Regions from separate parts of the Homo sapiens genome. Here all the other regions are linked to region 4. A link is a contact called in ENCODE Hi-C or POLR2A ChIA-PET data. All regions are on one chromosome and are shown on one strand. Each heading gives the region's core, a stretch centred on a gene start or an enhancer-like site at or near the end of the contact. The rest is flanking DNA. Distances are from core to core; before and after follow the strand shown. Region 1 overlaps LOC105372310 (a long non-coding RNA gene). Region 2 holds the start of ZNF486 (zinc finger protein 486). Region 3 holds the start of ZNF90 (zinc finger protein 90). Region 4 holds the start of ZNF66 (zinc finger protein 66).

Evidence for each region. A loop is a pair of places that touch in the nucleus more often than their neighbours do. ChIA-PET counts read pairs that join two places held with the same protein, here RNA polymerase II (POLR2A). Pooled maps may share reads with other maps.
Region 1: a loop to region 4 is called in a map of CD8-positive, alpha-beta T cell, with 5 times the contacts of the local background. The contact joins the enhancer-like site here to the promoter of ZNF66 in region 4. A Hi-C loop is called at or near these places in 2 of 168 maps with a recorded cell type or tissue (CD8-positive, alpha-beta T cell and naive thymus-derived CD4-positive, alpha-beta T cell), 1 of 37 single-sample maps with no recorded cell type and 10 of 50 pooled maps. POLR2A ChIA-PET finds 5 or more read pairs at or near these places in 10 of 52 experiments (CD4-positive, alpha-beta T cell, GM12878, OCI-LY7 and 3 more).
Region 2: a loop to region 4 is called in a map of CD4-positive, alpha-beta T cell, with 2.6 times the contacts of the local background. The contact joins the promoter of ZNF486 here to the promoter of ZNF66 in region 4. A Hi-C loop is called at or near these places in 3 of 168 maps with a recorded cell type or tissue (CD4-positive, alpha-beta T cell and naive thymus-derived CD4-positive, alpha-beta T cell), 1 of 37 single-sample maps with no recorded cell type and 14 of 50 pooled maps. POLR2A ChIA-PET finds 5 or more read pairs at or near these places in 10 of 52 experiments (CD4-positive, alpha-beta T cell, CD4-positive, alpha-beta memory T cell, CD8-positive, alpha-beta T cell and 5 more).
Region 3: a map of naive thymus-derived CD4-positive, alpha-beta T cell shows a loop between it and region 4 (6-fold over the local background). The contact joins the promoter of ZNF90 here to the promoter of ZNF66 in region 4. A Hi-C loop is called at or near these places in 1 of 168 maps with a recorded cell type or tissue (naive thymus-derived CD4-positive, alpha-beta T cell), 1 of 37 single-sample maps with no recorded cell type and 8 of 50 pooled maps. POLR2A ChIA-PET finds 5 or more read pairs at or near these places in 3 of 52 experiments (CD4-positive, alpha-beta memory T cell, activated B cell and activated naive CD4-positive, alpha-beta T cell).

The regions. Positions count from the first base shown.
Region 1 is chr19:20,237,155-20,239,854 of GRCh38, reverse strand. It overlaps LOC105372310 (a long non-coding RNA gene), which reads left to right. Exons shown (of 7, transcript XR_007067164.1): 3 at 65-873; 4 at 1,305-1,567. Among named protein-coding and RNA genes, the nearest start is that of ZNF486, 71 kb to the right of the region's middle. RefSeq lists enhancers at 630-1,148, 1,660-2,170. Within about 2 kb of position 1,379, at least 17 of the 41 ENCODE cell types and tissues checked have a DNase peak (open chromatin) inside an H3K27ac peak, as active enhancers do; they include CD8-positive, alpha-beta T cell and OCI-LY7, where a contact is called at or near this core.
Region 2 is chr19:20,165,787-20,168,486 of GRCh38, reverse strand. It overlaps ZNF486 (zinc finger protein 486), which reads right to left and starts at 1,273. Exons shown (of 4, transcript NM_052852.4): 1 at 1,127-1,273. The coding sequence starts at 1,156. The region is part of intron 5 of LOC105372310 (a long non-coding RNA gene); the gene reads left to right. RefSeq lists an enhancer at 1-691.
Region 3 is chr19:20,076,687-20,079,386 of GRCh38, reverse strand. It overlaps ZNF90 (zinc finger protein 90), which reads right to left and starts at 1,387. Exons shown (of 4, transcript NM_007138.2): 1 at 1,252-1,387. The coding sequence starts at 1,254. RefSeq lists an enhancer at 965-1,444.
Region 4 is chr19:20,774,961-20,777,660 of GRCh38, reverse strand. It overlaps ZNF66 (zinc finger protein 66), which reads right to left and starts at 1,357. Exons shown (of 4, transcript NM_001355197.2): 1 at 1,211-1,357. The coding sequence starts at 1,213.

The sequences.
Region 1 (2,700 bases), core at 130-2,629, 540 kb after region 4:
TTGTTTGGATTCTGGAGACATCATATTCCCCACTTGGGTAACATGTTACAACCTCTGCATGCAGCCACCAGAAAACGCTATGACTTTGGGGAGAGAAAGAGATCATGGCTTCCGAACAAGATAAACAAGCAGTGCAACTGGCCCTGGATCTATGACCCATTTGGGATGGTCCCGTAGAACTGCAAGTAACTGTCCTAGATCAACATGCTAATTGGAGCCTTAGGCAGAAACAAGATGGGAAGAGGTACATTTCTGGTTTTGGACCCAGAAACTGCCAGAGGCCAGCAAAGCTTATAACCCTTTCGAGGAGCAATTGTTAGCTTGCTATTGGGCTTTGCTGGAAACGAAACACCTCTGCTTCAACCATGATGTCTTTATGAGGCTTGAAATTCCTATTATGACTTGGGTCATGAGTTCCCCCGAAACTCACCAGATAGGGCACGCCAAGGGGGAGAACTGGGGGAGTTTCCATTCCGGGATTTGGGACGTCCCCAAGTTTCCAGCCTTGGGCTCCAGAGTCAGACACCGCACTCTCCAGGCTGGAAGATTCTCCACCAGGCCAGGAAGCAACAGCATGGGTTCCAGAGTGGGACACCCGCACTCACCAGACTATGAAGGACTCACCACCAGACCAAGAAGCAACAGCCTGAGCTCCAGAGTCAGACACCACCCTCATCAGACTGTGGAGGATTCACCACCAGACAGGGAAGCAACAGCCTGGGCTCCAGAGTTGGCCACTCGTCCGTGCACAGACGAGGAGAGGTCTCATGAAGCTTCGGTGCAGTCTGGGACCACAGCTCTTTAGTAACGAGTTGTTTGGCATAAAGCCCAGTCACAGGGCTCTTCAGGACAGGGCTTAAGGAACACAAAAAGGTCAGCTTGTTTTTGTGATTGTCTATTGTTTTTCAACAATAGTAGCTGTAATCCCAGCTACTCAGGAGGCTGAGGCAGGAAAATCGGGTGAGCGAGACCCCGCCACTGCACTCCAGCCTGGGTGACAAAGCGAGACTCCGTCTCAAAAAAAAAAAAAAAAACATTAGCTTTAGTATTGATAATACACTACTAACAAAGTAAACGTTGATTTTCTCTTGAACAAAAATTTTATGTATTATTAATATGCCAGCAAAATACTTCTGTTCACCTTTTGAATACATTCAAAAGGAGAGTGAGTACAAAAGAGAATTTTCTCATGCTCTGGGGGGGGCCTGGGTCAGCTCAGGAAGGAAGCCCTGCCTGTAAAGGCTGCAGCTTAGGCTGTCTCTCTTCACTTAGCCCAGCATCTGATCACATCTTCTGTCACTCAGGGCCTGAGGGGCGGGACCTAAAGCATTATCCAATCAGAGACGCTGGGCTGGAAACCGTCCAATCAGGCACGCAGCTGGAGCGACGAGGACGGCTTTCCGCTTTTGGCGCGGCCTTTGTCTCTAGCTGCAGCCGGCGTTTCAGGTCTCGTCTTCACTGGTCTGTGTCCTATTCTCCTGGAGGCCCAGCCTCTGTGGCCCTGTGACCTGCAGGTATTGGGAGATCCACAGCTAAAACCCCAGGACACCCTGGAAGCATAGAAATGGTGAGAGTGCCCGGCCGACATCCCGAGACAGGAAGAGGGGCAGGGTGGAACTGGTGGGAAGTGACTGTGGCGGGACTCAGGCCTCTTCGCAGTCAGCTCCACAATGTGCGCCCCAAGTTCTCCTTGCCCAGGTTGGCCTCAGCCCCCTTCAGCCTTAAGATGGCGACTGCGCTGACAGCCGGGCCGCCAGGCCTCCTGTCTCTTCCTCTCGCAGTGACTGTGCCATGGCCTGGAGCCCTTTCTAGGCAGCTCTGCAGCGGCAGCGCCGCGTTTCTCCCAGATTTTGCAGGGACCATGGGAGGGTCGTCAGGGGAGAATCCTGACTCGGGATGTGGGTTCATGAATGGGAAGAGCTTTGGTCCGTGGGGTTCACAGTTTCTCTTTTCTGTTATTAAAAATGTGTGGAATCCGGGAGGTGGAGCTTGCATTGAGCCGAGATTGCACCACCACTCCAGCCTGGGCGACAGAGGGAGACTCCGTCTCAAAGAAAAAAAAAAAGTATGGTGCCAGGTACGAAATGCCAGTAATCCCAACACTTTGGGAGGCTGAGAAGGGCTGATCACTTGAGGTCAGGAGTTGAAGACCAGCCTGGGCAAAATGGGGAAACCCCATCTCTACAAAGAAAATAGAAAAATTAGCTGAGTGTGATGGCGAATGTCTCTAGTCCCAGCTACTCGGGAGGCAGAGGAGAGAGAATCGCTTGAACCCAGGAGGCGGAGGCTGCAGTGAGCTGATATCACACCACTGCATTCCAGCCTGGGTGACAGAGCAAGACTTTGTCCTTTTTTTTTTTTTTTTTTTTTTTGAGACGGAGTCTCGCTGTCGCCCAGGCTGGAGTACAGTGGCGCGATCTCGGCCCACTGCAGGCTCCGCCCCCTGGGGTTCACGCCATTCTCCTGCCTCAGCTTCCCGAGTAGCTGGGACTACAGGCGCCCGCCACCTTGCCTGGCTAATTTTTTGTATTTTTAGTAGAGACGGGGTTTCACTGTGTTAACCAGGATGGTCTCCATCTCCTGACCTCGTGATCCGCCCGCCTTGGCCTCCCAAAGTGCTGGGATTACAGGCGTGAACCACCGCGCCCGGCCTAAGACTTTGTCTAAAAAAATAAATAAATACATAAATTATGGGAGTCA
Region 2 (2,700 bases), core at 24-2,523, 610 kb after region 4:
GACAGGGTTTCTCCATGTTAGTCAGGCCGGTCTCGAACTCCCGAACTCAGGTGATCCGCCTGCCTTGGCCTCCCAAAGTGCTGGGATTACAGGCGTGAGCCACTGCGCCTGGCCCTTCTTTTGTGTGTGTGAAGGAGTCTTGCTCTGTCACGCACACTTAAGTACGATGGCGCGGTCTCAGCTCACTGCAACCTCCGCCTCCTGGGTTCAACCAATTCTCGTGCCTCAGCCTCCCAAGTAGCTGGGATTACAGGTGCCTGCCACCACACCTGGCTAATTTTTGTATTTTTAGTAGAGACGGGGTTCACGGTGTTGGCCAGGATGGTCTAGAACTCCTGACCACAAGATCCTCCCGCCTAGGTCTCTCAAAATGCTGGGATTACAGGCGTGAGCCACCGCGCCCGACCAGGAATGGGTTTTTAACCCCAACGTAGTTTTTGTTTTTGTGTCCTTCCCCTATTGGCTGGGGTCAGACCGCACAATCTAAGCTGATCCCGGTTGGCTTAGACCCAAACTTTTTCCAAATAGGATAAACGAGCGATTTGCGAGAAAAGGAAAAGGGAGAAAAAGGGGTAGGGTTGTTTTACAACTTTTACAACTTCTGATCAGGAAGTTGAGTCTTTGAAGAGGAATTTAGTTGTCCTAGCAACCCTTTACCTCAAGTGATCCGCCAGCCTTCGCCTCCCAAAATGCTGGGATTACAGACGTCAACCACCGCGCCCGGCCCCATAAATTTTTAACAAAAGAAAAGAGAAACTGTGAACCCCACGGACCAAAGCTCTTCCGAATCGTGAACCCGCACCCCGAGTCAAGATTCTCCCCTGATGACCTTCTCGTGGTTCCCGCACCATCTGGGAGAGACCCGAAGCTGCGGGTGGAGAGCTGCTGCACAGAGAGGGCGCCAGGCCAGGGCACGGTCACTGCGCAGGGAAGAGACAGGACGCCCCGGGACCGGCTGTCAGCGCAGCCACCATCTTATGGCTGAAGGGGACTGAGGCCGAGCTGGGTAAGGAGAAGTCCGGACGCAGATTGTGGAGCTGACTACGGGGAGGCCTGAGTCCCTCCACAGCCACTTCCCATCAACCAGTCCCTCCCCTCTCTCAGGATGTCCAATGGGCACTCTCACCATTTCTAGGCTTCTAAGGGGTCCCGGCATCTTGGCTGTGGATCTCCCAATACCTACAGGACACAGGGCCACAGAGGGTGGGCCTCTAGGAGCAGAGGACACAGAGTAGCGAAGAGGCGACCTAGAGCTCCAGATGCAGCGAGAGACAAAGGCCGCGCCAAACCCGGAAGCCGTCCTCTTTGCTCCAGCTGCCTGCCTGATTGGACGGTTTCCAGCCCAGCGTCTCTGATTGGATAATGCTTAAGGCCCCGCCCACTCAGTCCCTGAGTGACAGAGGATGTGATCAGATGCTGGGCTGAGTGATGAAAGAGTAACAGCCTAAGCTGCAGCCTTTTCAGGCAGGGCTTCCTCCCTGAGCTGAGCCAGGCCCACCCTAGAGCAAGGGAAAATTCTATCTCTTTTTTACTCTCTCTCTTTTTGCATGTATTCAAAAGGTGAACAGAAGTATTTTGCTGTCATATTAATAATACATAAAATTTTTGTTAGAAAATCAACTTTTACTTTGGTAATAGTGTATTATCAATACTAAAGCTAATTTTAATAAAACCTTATATATAAATCAGATTTGTCACTTTTGACCTCTCGAGATTTACACATATATTTCATAATCACTTGTAATTTTTTTAACTTTTTATATTTTATCTACATTCTTTTTTTCAATTTGAAACAACCTTTAAGTAATTTCAAATTGTTACAGGAAATAGAAATCATTTAGAACCAGGCGCAGTGGCTCACGCCTCTAATTCCAGCACTTTGGGAGGCCAAGGTGGGCGGATAACTTGAGTCAGGAGTTCAAGACCAGCCTGGCCAACATGGTGAAACCCCATTTCTACTAAAAATACAAAAAATTATCTGGGTGTGCTGGTGTGCACTTGTAGTCCCAGCTACTCCGGAGGCTGAGGCAAGAGAATCGCTTGAACCCAGGAGGCGGAGGTTGTGTAACAGCCCAAGGGTTTTACCTTGCCTTTTGTCTAGACAGAGCTGATTCATAAAGACAGGCCTTTTGCCTAGACAGAGCCCATTCATCAAGACAGGGGAATTTGTGGAGGAAAAGTTAAATATTAATTTTGAAATAAATTGAACACAGACACAAACAATGGTCACCAAGTCTCAGAACCGGTTGTGTGACCCCCTTGAGGCATTCATTGAGGCATTCATGTAGTGTCATTTCAGAGAAATCTCTGTTTCAATCTATTCCTATATGTTAGTTATTGAAAAACAAGATAACGTTTTTGTGTTCCTTGAGCCCAGTCGCAAAGGGCCCTAGTGACTGGGCCTCATGCCAAACATTTCAGCTCCATCAGGTCATTTATGTTCCTCTCCAAACTGTTTATTCTAGTTAGCAGTTCCTCTAACCTTTTATCAAGGTTCTTAGCTTCTTCAAATTGGGTTCGAACATGTTTCTTTAGCTCAGCAGAGTTTGTTATTAACCATCTTCTGAGGCCTACTTCTGTGAATTCATGCATCTCATCCTCTTATGTTCCTCTCCAAACTGGTTATTCTAGTTAGCAGTTCCTCTAACCTTTTATCAAGGTTCTTAGCTTCTTCAAATTGGGTTCAAACATGTTTCTTTA
Region 3 (2,700 bases), core at 138-2,637, 700 kb after region 4:
TAAGACCCATCCAGTTTCCTTTCATCTTAATCTTAACTGCATCTGCCTGGACAAACTCCATCTCAAAAAAAAAAAAAAAACCCTCCTTTTGCAGGCTTAATATTAGCCTTAGCTCGGAATCACTAGGTTCAAGCTTTAATTTCCATGCCAGAGTTATTCACTGGGTTTTTGAAACTAAGTGTTGGAAAATACAGTGAAGTTACTAAAACACAGTGTTTACATAAAGGATGGAAATTTTAAGATGCTTACTTTTTTTTTTTTTTTTTTTTTTGAGGACTCTCCCTCTGTCGCGCATGCTGGAGCGCGATGGAGGGATCTCAGCTCACTGCAACCTCTGCCTCCCGAGTTCAAGCAATTCTCGGGCCTCAGCCTCCCAAGTTGCTGGGATTACAGGCGCTTGGCACCACTCCAGGCTAATTTTTGTATTTTTAGTAGAGAGAGGTTTCACCACGTTGGATAGGCTGGTCTAGAAATTTGACCACGTGATCCGCCCGCCTCGGCGCCCCAAAGTGCTGAAATTACAGGCAGGAGCCACCGCGCCTGGCCGGGAAGGGGTTATTAGCCCTAATGCAGTTCTGTTTTTGTTTTCCCTCCATTGGCTGGGGTCAGACCGCACAATCTAAGCTGATCCCGGTTGGCTTACACTCAAGCTTTTTCCAAATCGGGTAATGCGCGATTTGTGAGAAAAGGAGAAGGGAGAAGAAGGGGTAGGGGTGATTTACAACTTTTCCAACTTATGACCAGGAAGTTGCGTCTTTGAAGAAGAACTACGTTGTACTAACAACCCTTTACCTCAAGTGATCCGCTCGCCTCGACCTCCCAAAATGCTGGGATTACAGGCATGAACCACAGCGACCGGCCCCATAAGTTTTTAATAGGAGAAAAGAGAAACTGTCAACCCCATGGACCAAAGCTCTTCCCATTCATGAACCTGCACCCCGAGTCAGGATTCTCCCCCGAGAACCCTCCCGTGCTCCCTGCACAATCTGGGAGAGACGCAGCGCTGTGGGTGCAGAGCTGCCCAGAGAGGGCTCCAGGCCAGGGCAGGGAAGAGACAGGACGCCGCGGGGCCCGGCTGTCGGCGCTGTTGCCATCTTATGGCTGAAGGGGACTGAGGCCGAACTGGGCAAGGAGAAGTCGGTCGCAGATTGTGGAGCTGACTGCGGGGAGGCCTAAGTCCCGCCACAGCCACTTCCCATCGGTTCCAACCAGTCCCTCCCCTCTCTCGGAATGCTGGAAAGGCACTCTCACCATTTCTAGGCTTCCGGGGGTCCCTCAGCTGTGGATCTCCCAATACCTGCAGGTCACAGGGCCACAGAGGCTGGAGAAGAAGACACGAAGCAGCTAAGACCAGATTTGGAGCACCAGCTGCAGCAAGAGACAAATGGCCGCGCCAAACCCGAAAGCCTTCCTCTTCGCTCCAGCTGCCTGCATGATTGGACGGTTTCCAACCCAGCGTCCCTGATTGGATAATGCTTAAGGCCCCGCCTCCTCAGTCCCTGAGTGACAGAAGATGTGATCACATGCTGGGCTGAGTGAAGAAAGAGTCACAGCCTCAGCTGCAGCCTTTTCAGGCCGGGCTTCCTCCTTGAGCTGAGCCAGGCCCACCGGAGAGCATGGGAAAATTCTTTTTTACTCTTTCTCTTTTTGAATGTATTCAAAAGGTGAACAGAAGTATTTGGCTGTCATATTAATAATACAAAAAATTTTTGTTCAAGAGAAAACTTTTACTTTGGTAATAGTGTATTATCAATACGAAAGCTAATTTTAATAAAACCTTGTAAGTAAATCAAATTTGTCATTTTTGACCTCTCGAGACTTACATATACATCATATATATTTTGTAATCTAATGTAATTTTTTTAACTTTTTATATTTTATTTTTATCTACATTCTTTTTATTTTTTCAATTTGAAACAACTTTTAAGTAATTTCAAACTGTTATAGGAGACAGAAAGGAAATCATTTAGGGCCAGGCGCGGTGGCTCACGCCTGTAATTCCAGCACTTTGGGAAGCCAAAGAGGGCGAATCACTTGAGGTCAGGAGTTCAAGACCACCCTGGCCAACACGGTGAAACCCCATTTCTACTAAAAATACAAAACCTTACCTGGGCGTGCTGGTGCACACCTGTAGTCCCAGCTACACCGAAGGCTGAGGCAGGAGAATCTCTTGAACCTAGGAGGTGGAGGTTGTGTAACCGCCCAAGGAGTTTACCTTGCCCTTTGCCCAGACAAAACCAATTCATCAAGACAGGGGAATTTGTGGAGGAAAAGTTAAATATTTAATTTGAACTCAATTGAACGTGGACACAAACAATGGTCACCAAGTCCTGGAAGAGGTTGTGTGAGCCCCTTGAGGCGTTCATCCAGTGCTATTTTAGAGAAATCTCTATGTCAATCTATTCAATCTATTCCTATACATTCGTTATTGAAAAACAATAGACAAGGCCGGGCGCGGTGGCTCACGCCTGTAATCTCAGCACTTTGGGAGGCTGAGGCGGGCGGGTCACGAGGTCAGGAGATCAAGACCATGCTGGCTAACACGCTGAAACCCCGTCTCTACTAGAAATACAAAAAATTAGCCAGGCCTGGTGGCAGGCGCCTGTAGTCCCAGCTAGTCGGGAAGCTGAGGCAGGAGAATGGTGTGAACCTGGGAGGCGGAACTTGGAGTGAGCCGAGATCGCGCCACTGCACTCCAGC
Region 4 (2,700 bases), core at 108-2,607:
GCAAGACTCCGTCTCAAAAAATAATAATAATAATAATAATTAATTGAGGAACATGGGGGACACTTGAGGCCCTGCTTGGGACACATGTGAAAAATGCCAGGGAAAGTCAGTCCCCTGTGGGATGTGAAAATAATTAAGTGGCAGGCAATTAGACTGAAGAGGCTCTAGTCCCCGGATTTCTATTTCTAAAAAAAAAAAAAAAAAAAAATCTAAGCTCAAGTGCATTTTTTGGCAAATTACTACATTAGGGGAAACAAAATTCAGGCTTCAGCAACTATAAACTGCCAATTAAGCTCTAATTACATAACCAGGAAATTTCCACCTTGATTGTACAAATTAAGAAACTACATTACTAAACCTAACAAATTATTGAATTTGGTTTTCCTCATCATGCATTTTATAAATGTCTTTTCTTCAAGCCTCTCCCATGGACCACAAACTACAAACTATAGCTGGGTGCTCTACAATTCTTGAATCACTCTTTGATTAAATTGTTTGATATTTTTGCAGTGACTCCCATAATTTTTTTTTTTTTTTTTTTTTTTTAGACAAGAGTCTTGCTCTGTCGCCCAGGCTGGAGTGCAGTGGCAGGATTTCAGCTCACTGCAACCTCCGCCTCCCGGGTTCAAGCGATTCTCTCACTTCTGCCTCCCGAGAAGCTGGGACTACAGACATTCGCCAACATATCCACCTAATTTTTGTATTTTTAGTAGACAAGGGGTTTCCCCATTTTGGTCAGTCTGGTCTTCAACTCCTGACCTCAAGTGATCCGCCCGCCTCGGCCTCCCAACGTGCGGGGATTACAGGCTTGAACGACCGCGCCCGGCCCCATACAATTTTAATAGCAGAAAAGAGAAACTGTGAACCCCACAGACCAAAGCTCTTCCCATTCATGAACCCGCACCGCGAGTCAGCATTCTCCCCTGAAGACCCTCCGGTGGTCCCTGCACAATCTGGGAGAGACACGGCACTGCGGGTGCAGAGCTGCCCACAGAGCGCTCCAGGCCAGGGGCACAGTCACTGCGCGGGGAAGCGACAGGACGCCCGGGGGCCAGGCTGTCAGCGTAGCCGCCATCTTATGGCTGAATGGGACTGAGGCAGAGCTGGGTAAGGAGAATTCGGGGTGCAGATTGTGGAGCTGACTGAGGGGAGGCCTGAGTCCCGCCACAGACACTTCACCTCTCTCGGGATGCTGGACCGGCACTCTCACCATTTCTAGGCTTCCAGGGGGTCCTGGCGTCTTAGCTGTGGATCTCCCAATACCTGCAGGACACAGGGCCACAGAGGCTGGGCCTCTAGGAGAAGAAGACAGAGAGCAGTGAACAGACGACCTGGAGCTCCAGCTGCAGGGAGAGACAAAGACCCCGCCAAATCCGGAAGCCGTCCTGTTCATTCCAGCTGCGTGCCTGATTGGACGGTTTCCAGCCCAGCGCCTCTGATTGGCTAATGCTTAAGGTCCCGCCCCCTCAGACACTGAGTGACAGAAGATGTGATCAGCTGCTGGGCGGAGTGAAGAAAAGAGTGACAGCCTAAGCTGCAGCCTTTTCAGGCAGGGCTTCCTCCCAGAGCTGAGCCTGGTCCATGCCAGAGCATGGGAACATTTTATCTCTTTTTTACTCTCTGTCTTGTTGAATGTATTCAAAGGTGAACAGAAGTATTTTGCTGTCATATTAATAATACATAAAATTTTTGTTCAAGAGAAAATCAGCTTTTACTTTGGTAATAGTGTATTAACGATTAAAGCTAATTTTAATAAAACCTTATAAATAAATCAAATTTGTCATTTTTGACCACTCCAGATTTACATATATATTTTGTAATCCCTGTAATTTTTTTATCTATTTATATTTTATTTTTATCCACATTCTTCTTATTTTTTCAACTTGAAACAACCTTTAAGTAATTTCAAACTGCTATAAGAGATAGAAATAATTTAGGGTCAGGCACAGGTAGCTCATGCCAGTAATCCCAACACTTTGGGAGGCCAAGGTGGGTGGATCACTTGAGGTCAGGAGTTCAAGACTAGCCTGGCCAACATGGTGAAACCCCATCTCTACTCACAATGTAAAAAATTAGCTGGGTATGGTGGTGCACATCTGTGGTCCCAGCTACTCCGGAGGCTGAGGCAGGAGAATCACTTGAACCCAGGAGGTGGAGGTTATGTAACAGCCCAAGGGGTTCATTTTGCCCTTTGCCTAGACAGAGCCAATTCATGAAGACAGGAGAATTTATGGAGGAAAAGTTAAATGTTAAATTTGAACTCAATTGAACGTGGACACAATGGTCACCAAGTCCCAGAACAGGTCCTGGTTGTGAGCCCCTGAGGTGTTCATCCAGAGCTGTATCAAAGAAATGTCTATTTCATTCTATTACTATACATTAGTTGTTGAAAAACAATAGACAATCACAAAAACAACTTGACCCTTTTGTGTTCCGTGAGGCAAGTCCCAAATGGCCCTCCTCACTGGGCCTTATGCCAAACAACTCGTTACAAAAGAGCTAGGGTCCCAGACCACCCTGAAGCTTCATGAGACTCCTTGTCTGTGCATGAATGGGTGGCCGACTCTGGAGCCTGGGCTGTTTCTTCCTACTCAGTTGGTAATCCTCCATAGTCTAGTGAGGGTAAATATATATATATATCTTTTCCCATCTCCTCTTCTTACTGCAATTTGCTTATTATATCAATCTGTGTATTATATT